2 separate regions of the Homo sapiens genome follow, and region 2 is linked to region 1. The links are chromatin contacts, found by Hi-C or POLR2A ChIA-PET in ENCODE. All regions are on one chromosome and are shown on one strand. Each heading gives the region's core, a stretch centred on a gene start or an enhancer-like site at or near the end of the contact. The rest is flanking DNA. Distances are from core to core; before and after follow the strand shown.

Region 1 (3,131 bases), core at 527-3,026:
CTGCCTCTTTGTTTATACACTTGTGCACTTTTAGAAATGGACACATGGGGCGGCCAATTTTTAATAATGTCAAATATGGAAAACTACCATTTACTAAGACTGTCACTTCACACACACGAGAACACTAACATACATGCACAAAGAGAATCTCTGAATAGGCCAGGTGCGGTGGCTCACACCTGTAATCCCAGCACTTTGGGAGGTCGAGGCGGGTAGATGACGAGGTCAGGAGATCGAGACCATCCTGGCTAACATGGTGAAACCCCGTCGCTACTAAAAATACAAAAAATTAGCCGGGTGCAGTGGCAGGCACCTGTAGTCCCAGCTACTCGGGAGGCTGAGGCAGAAGAATGGCATGAACCTGGGAGGCAGAGTTTGCAGTGAGCCAACATCGCACCACTGCACTCCAGCCTGGGTGATAGAGCGAGACTCCGTCTCAAAAAAAAAAAAAAAAAAAAAAAAGAGTCTCTGAATAAAGGGAAGTCTTAAAATCTGATTACATTTAGTTTTATGAACATGGATTGTATCTTCCTCATGTTTTCATATTTTTATGGACTGATAAAAATTTCTGTAGCGCAGCCCTGCAGGTCCCTGTTTTGAAACATCTGCTGCGGACCAGTATCCTCACATTGTGTGCCAGCCTTCCCAAGCAACCAGTGGGGAGAAGGAAGGGTGGGCAGTTGAGTGCAGCTTGTATCACTTGACCCTCTCCTCTGCTATACTCAAAGTGGCTCCCTCTCAATTGTTTCATAAATTATTCTGTTTCATGTGAGATTTGGTTAAAAAGCAATGCTTTAAAAAAGGTTTGGAAATCACTCCTAGTTTACTGTTGAAGAAACTGAGATAAATCGTAACAAAGCTGAAATTTAAAACCAGAACTCTGTTTCCCAGCACAGATCCTAGAGAGAGAAGACTGTATCTACTGATTTTGTAGAGTTCTGAATCCTACGTAGCGCTACACATAACCGGATGTTTAATCGTAATCAAGATCTTCAGAGGTCCAAGGTGACCTTACCACTAAATACAAAGTTCTAATTCTACCTCTAGCCCAATATTAGAGTTAGACTGGGCTTTGGAATCCAGTCAGGGACCAATTCAACAATCATTTATTATCCTCTTTTAATAGGGATAAGCAGAAGCACTCAACCAAAAAAGTAGGGGGGATCTTATGAGATGTTTGGGAGCCATTCAAAGCTTCTGGCGCTGTGGAGTTGGGACGAGATGCTCCCAAGTCTAACAGTCTTTGGGTTTTGGCAGGTAACACTAGACTATCTATGCTGGCTGGCTGGGGTGGTGAGGGGGAGTGTCTGGTATTTAAAAAAAAAAAAAAAAAAGGCAGAAATAAGGATGAAGACTTAGAACGAAGAGAATAGGGTCAGGTTTCTCCCTGTCTCCTTTTCCTCCTTCAGAGGATTTGGAATTCCCTGAAGTTGGTCAAGGTTGGAGTTTGTTCTAGGACAACACAGAAACATTTGCGAGGATTTTATGGAGCTCATGTCTGAACTCACGGCCTGTTCTGTGGATGACTAGAACCAGCTGTAAATGAAAAATGACAAGCAAGAGATGGAGGAGGAAGGCCTGATATTTCAGGGTTATTTAAAATAACCTTTTTTTCTTTCTTTTTTTTTTAAAGGAATTAGAATTTCAGATCTGGCTGGAAACTGGTCTGGATATTTATTTTCCTCATTGTCTCAGTGGAAAAAAAGGGTGGGTGATTCAGACAGCAGCCTCCGCCTCTGGGCTGGAGCCTGGGTCAGTCTCCACTCTGTTCTTTCTTCCTTGAGAGAGGAGTCTCAGCCTGGGGAGAAGATGCATATTACCGCCCACATTTGCTTTTGGCTTCCAACAAGGGTTCCCCAGAGGAGTTGGTCTGATTTCAGTTAATAAAACAAAACCCAAAAGGTCAGGGAGGGAATGAGGGAGGAAAAGGCCCTCCCAGGGATGAGAAGACAGAAAGAGTAAGGTCTCTGAGCAAGGCTTCTCCCTGGCTCTCTGTCTCTCTTTTCATGGTGGGGGAAGGACCAAGGTCATCAGAATGAATCTGAATGGACTACTTGGCTCTACCACAGTTCTCCCTGCTGTAAGAAATCCAGCTTGAATAAGAGGTCCTGACTTTTAAGGCACCAGTCATTCTCTCTAGAAAGAGCTATTTGAAGACCCCACTAACATTCCTCACTGGATGCTGAAGACTTCCCCAAAAGCATTCCTATGGGTATCGTTTGACCCCAGGTGGGACCCAGGACTTAAAATAATTTGAGTGTTGACTTACTCGGGAAACTTAAGGATTACTAGAAGTTTAAGTATTTACAAAATATTTAAAGGGGACAGTCTCACTAAAATTTTAGTAGAGAAAAGGTGGGGAAGATATAAAGAAGAGTTGGTCAGAACTTTGGGAATTCTTTATTCCATAAGATTAGACATGTGACTACTGTGAAATTCCTGCCAAGGAGTTCGAGAAGGTAAAAAACTAAAATAGTAGAGAAGATACAGTGGAGGCTTTGGCCTTATTTCAAAATCTCCAAGAGTTACAAAATGGGGCTCTGGTGAGCTAAATTGCCTGAGCTGTAACTCACAGTAGCTTGTAGGTTCCTCTAAGAAGGATCATGTTATCTTGCTAGTTTAGCCATCAGAGGTTAATATCGATGTACAGATAGCACTGAGCACTTTGGAAGGCCAAGGCGGGTGGATCACGAGATCAGGAGATCAATATCATCCTGGCCAACATGGTGAAACCCCGTTTCTACTAAAAATACAAAAATTAGCCGGGCATGGTAGTGTGCGCCTGTAATCCCAGCTACTCAGGAGGCCGAGGCAGGAGAATCGCCTGAACCCGGGAGGTGGAGGGTGGAGGTTGCAGTGAGCTGAGATCGCGCCACTGCACTCCAGCCTGGGCAACAGAGCGAGACTCCGTCTTAAAAAAAAAAAAAAAAGAATAGTCAGTTCTCAGTGATTTATAAACCTCTTGCTCCTCCTCTTCCTTCTTGCTGTCCGTTTTGTGACTTAGAAGCAGCCATGGTAAACAGCTCTGTGACAATGGGTTGGGAAAAGTGAGGAGTCAGAGGACACAGCCATAGACGGTAGTCAAAAGCCTTGGATTCTGGGCCCTTCCACTCTGCTTTCTGGCATCATCA
Region 2 (3,164 bases), core at 141-2,640, 45 kb after region 1:
GGCGTGAGCCACTGCGCCTGGCCTATTATCCAATTTTAAAGATGAAGAAACTGGGAGGGTGAAGTGGTTAAGTAACTTAATTGTAGATATAAAGTTATAAATCGACAAAGCAAGGACTTATGACTCTGTCCTCTGGGCTCTTTTTGCTCACCAAGACCTGCCCCACGTGTCTCAGAAAAGTACTGAAACTTCTCAGATCTAGTGTCCTCAACTCCCATCAAGGGTGGCAGAAACGGGAACTAAAAAATATGTGTTTGTGTGTGTGTGTAATATAAAACATGATATACTGTTTCATGTTAATTCTTAGAGAATCTCTGGGTGGTGATCTATCAGTCCTTGGTCTGCTATTTATTGTGTGATCACCACATCTCAGGCAAGTTCCTTGGGCTAAGATTCATGAAGAAGGTGTCACTTGCTCTGTTCATAAGGTTGTCACGAGAATCTGATGTGTATAAGCCTTAGTGTATTCTTTGGGATCACTCTAAAGCTTTTTTTTTCCCAGCACTTTTTTTTTCAGTTCTTCACATGGTTTGGATCAATGCAGCTGCCAGATAAACAGCGTTACCTACCACAATAAAGCAAAGACTGAATCCGAATCCTAGACTGTTGAGAATATTAATGGCCACTCCTGTTTTACATGTCAAGCACCTCATATGATGCCTGACTCAGGGTTCAATGAATGGTTCCTTTACTTCCCCTCCTGGCTTTGTGCTTTTAAGGGTGAACTGCAAGGTGCTTGATGCTCCCAAATCCTGAGGCTAAGGAATAATCCAGCTAGGAACAGGACATAGAACTCTGGTATTGCCCCACCTCAGGATCACCAGGGATCATGTGCAAGACCCACAGCCTCCCTATGATTCAGTTTCTCCACCCCTCCAATAGGCTGATTCATTTGTTCAGGGTACACCATGGAGTCCAGCCAAATGCAAATAAACTGTCTATGGGGCATGTGCCAAGCTTTTCTGGGAGCAGGCTCATTACTGCCATAGTCACTACAACAAATAACAACAAAAGCCTCTAGGTGCAAATTACCACATATAATAAACTTAATTTAAGAAACACTGAAGAGACCCTTACTTGCATTTTAATTTACATAGCACCATTTATCACACAAGTGCCCTGGGGCCTCTACAAATTGAAAATAAGGTATCAGTACAGATTAGCTTCTACTATGCCTCAGTGATCCTACCAACTTAAATCCACCTACCAAAAAAATGTGAAGAGAGCACATGAAAGACTACAGAAAGAGTAATGGAAAAGAAGACACAGTCTGAAAAACATGGCAGAATTCTAAGTTCTAGTTCTAGCTGGGTTATTCAGCTAGTTAGCCTCTGGATGTGGGAGTGTCAAGTCCTGTGCAATTCACCCATAAAAGCACAAGGCCAGGAGGGGAAGTAAAGGAACCATTCACTGAGCCCTGAGTCAGGCAGGCATCACATGAGGTGCTTGACATAGGGCTCGCATGTAAAACAGGAGTGGCCATTAATATTTCCAAAAGTCCAGGGAGAAACCGTTGTGATGGTACTTGCAAGCCTCTTTTCCAAAGTAATACACTGAAAGTGTTATAACAGTGACAAAAAACACCATATAGACAGACAGACAATAGCAGCTTGCACTGCGTCCCATATGACATGCCAAAATTCTTCACTCACATGGTGTAATTTTTAATACAACCACTTAGGAAGTAGACGCTATTATCCTCATTTTGTAGATGAACAAACTGAGTAGCTTTAAGTGGTTAAGCATCTTGCCTGAAGTCAGTCCCCTAGGTTTAAGTCCCACCTTGATCTTCTGCTAGTTATGTGATTTCAGCCAAACTCCAACTTTGCTGTGCTTTAGTATCTTAATATAATGGAGATAAAACAAGTCTTCCCTGTCATTCACTGAAGGTTACAAGTATAACATGTTATACAGAATATTAAAGTGTCAAGTGTATATAGAAGTACCTTGCTTTCTCCCAGCTAGATTACAATCACTGGTGGACAGAGACCAGGTCACATGCTTACTTTAAATCCCGGAAGGTAAGACTATATTGCATATGTGGAATGGTTATGCAAAGGAACAAAAACTGTCGGTTTAGTCATCTTTTTGACACATTTACAGAACAGCCACCTCTGTGCCACAATGCTACTGGGACGCAGAGGTGAAGAGGTGCCACCACCGTCAAGAGGCCTTGGAGAAAGACCATGGCACATTAAAGGTAAAGTGAATAAAATGAACGTGGTCTGTAAAGGCAGGGCTTGCTATGGGAGCAGTGAGAACTAACATGACTCCATTACAGCTTCACAGTGGCAGCGAGGGAGACAGCAGATAAAGCTCAGAAAACAGGCTGGACACAGACTGTAGAAAAGCTTTCAAAGAGTTTCAGAAGAGACAGCAAACTGAAGGAGCTAATTGAGAGAGTAAGAGAAGGAAGGAGAGTAAAAGGGCAGGGGGGAGGAGGTCTCTGAGTGAATTATAAACACACTTCAAAGTTCTGCTCACGGCTGGCTGTCTATCCCAATCTTATTTTATTTTGTTTTGCTTTTCCTCTCAGTCTATTCCCCTCTTCTTCTCGCATTATTTCAAAATGGCTTTCCCCCCTTTTTAATGTCTTTGAACTGCCAAGGATAGCAAGAAGCCTGCTTTTAGGGGATCCTCAGGAATATTTCACCTTCTGTTTTCTCATCTATAAGGTAATTATAACACATCCTAGGACTATCACACAAATACAAAAGAAATAACAGAACTTTTCAGCAAATGGTGCTGGGAAAACTGGATATCCACATGTAAAAAAACAGCTGGACCCTTATACCATATACAAAAATTAACTCAAAATGGACCAAAGACCTAAATATAAGAATGAAAATGATAAACCTCTCAGAAGAAAACATAGAAAAAATGTTTCATGACAATGGATTTGACAATGTTTTCTTGGATGTGACACCAAAGGTATAGGTAGCAAAACAAAAAATAGATAAATTGGACATCAAAATTAAAACTTTAGTGAATCAAAGGACACAATCAACCAAGTGAAAAGACAATCCACTGAATGGAAGAAAATATTTGCAAATCATATATCTGGTAAAGGATTTGTGATGGTTAATATTAGGTGTCAACTTGATTGGATTGAAGGATGCCTAGATGGCTGGCGAAGTACTGTTTCTGGGTTTATCTGTGAAGGT

What was found. A loop is a pair of places that touch in the nucleus more often than their neighbours do. ChIA-PET counts read pairs that join two places held with the same protein, here RNA polymerase II (POLR2A). Pooled maps may share reads with other maps.
Region 2: a loop to region 1 is called in a map of ascending aorta, with 2.4 times the contacts of the local background. The contact joins two enhancer-like sites. A Hi-C loop is called at or near these places in 7 of 168 maps with a recorded cell type or tissue (IMR-90, Right ventricle myocardium inferior, ascending aorta and 4 more) and 6 of 50 pooled maps. POLR2A ChIA-PET finds 5 or more read pairs at or near these places in 6 of 52 experiments (Caco-2, MCF 10A, PC-3 and 2 more).

The regions. Positions count from the first base shown.
Region 1 is chr11:78,267,420-78,270,550 of GRCh38, forward strand. The region is part of intron 2 of GAB2 (GRB2 associated binding protein 2); the gene reads right to left. Among named protein-coding and RNA genes, the nearest start is that of USP35, 80 kb to the left of the region's middle. Within about 2 kb of position 1,777, at least 11 of the 41 ENCODE cell types and tissues checked have a DNase peak (open chromatin) inside an H3K27ac peak, as active enhancers do; they include ascending aorta and tibial artery, where a contact is called at or near this core.
Region 2 is chr11:78,312,706-78,315,869 of GRCh38, forward strand. All of the region lies in intron 1 of GAB2 (GRB2 associated binding protein 2), which reads right to left. LOC105369402 (a long non-coding RNA gene) reads left to right here. Exons shown (of 3, transcript XR_950343.4): 2 at 2,104-2,200. Among named protein-coding and RNA genes, the nearest start is that of GAB2, 100 kb to the right of the region's middle. Within about 2 kb of position 1,391, at least 10 of the 41 ENCODE cell types and tissues checked have a DNase peak (open chromatin) inside an H3K27ac peak, as active enhancers do; they include ascending aorta and tibial artery, where a contact is called at or near this core.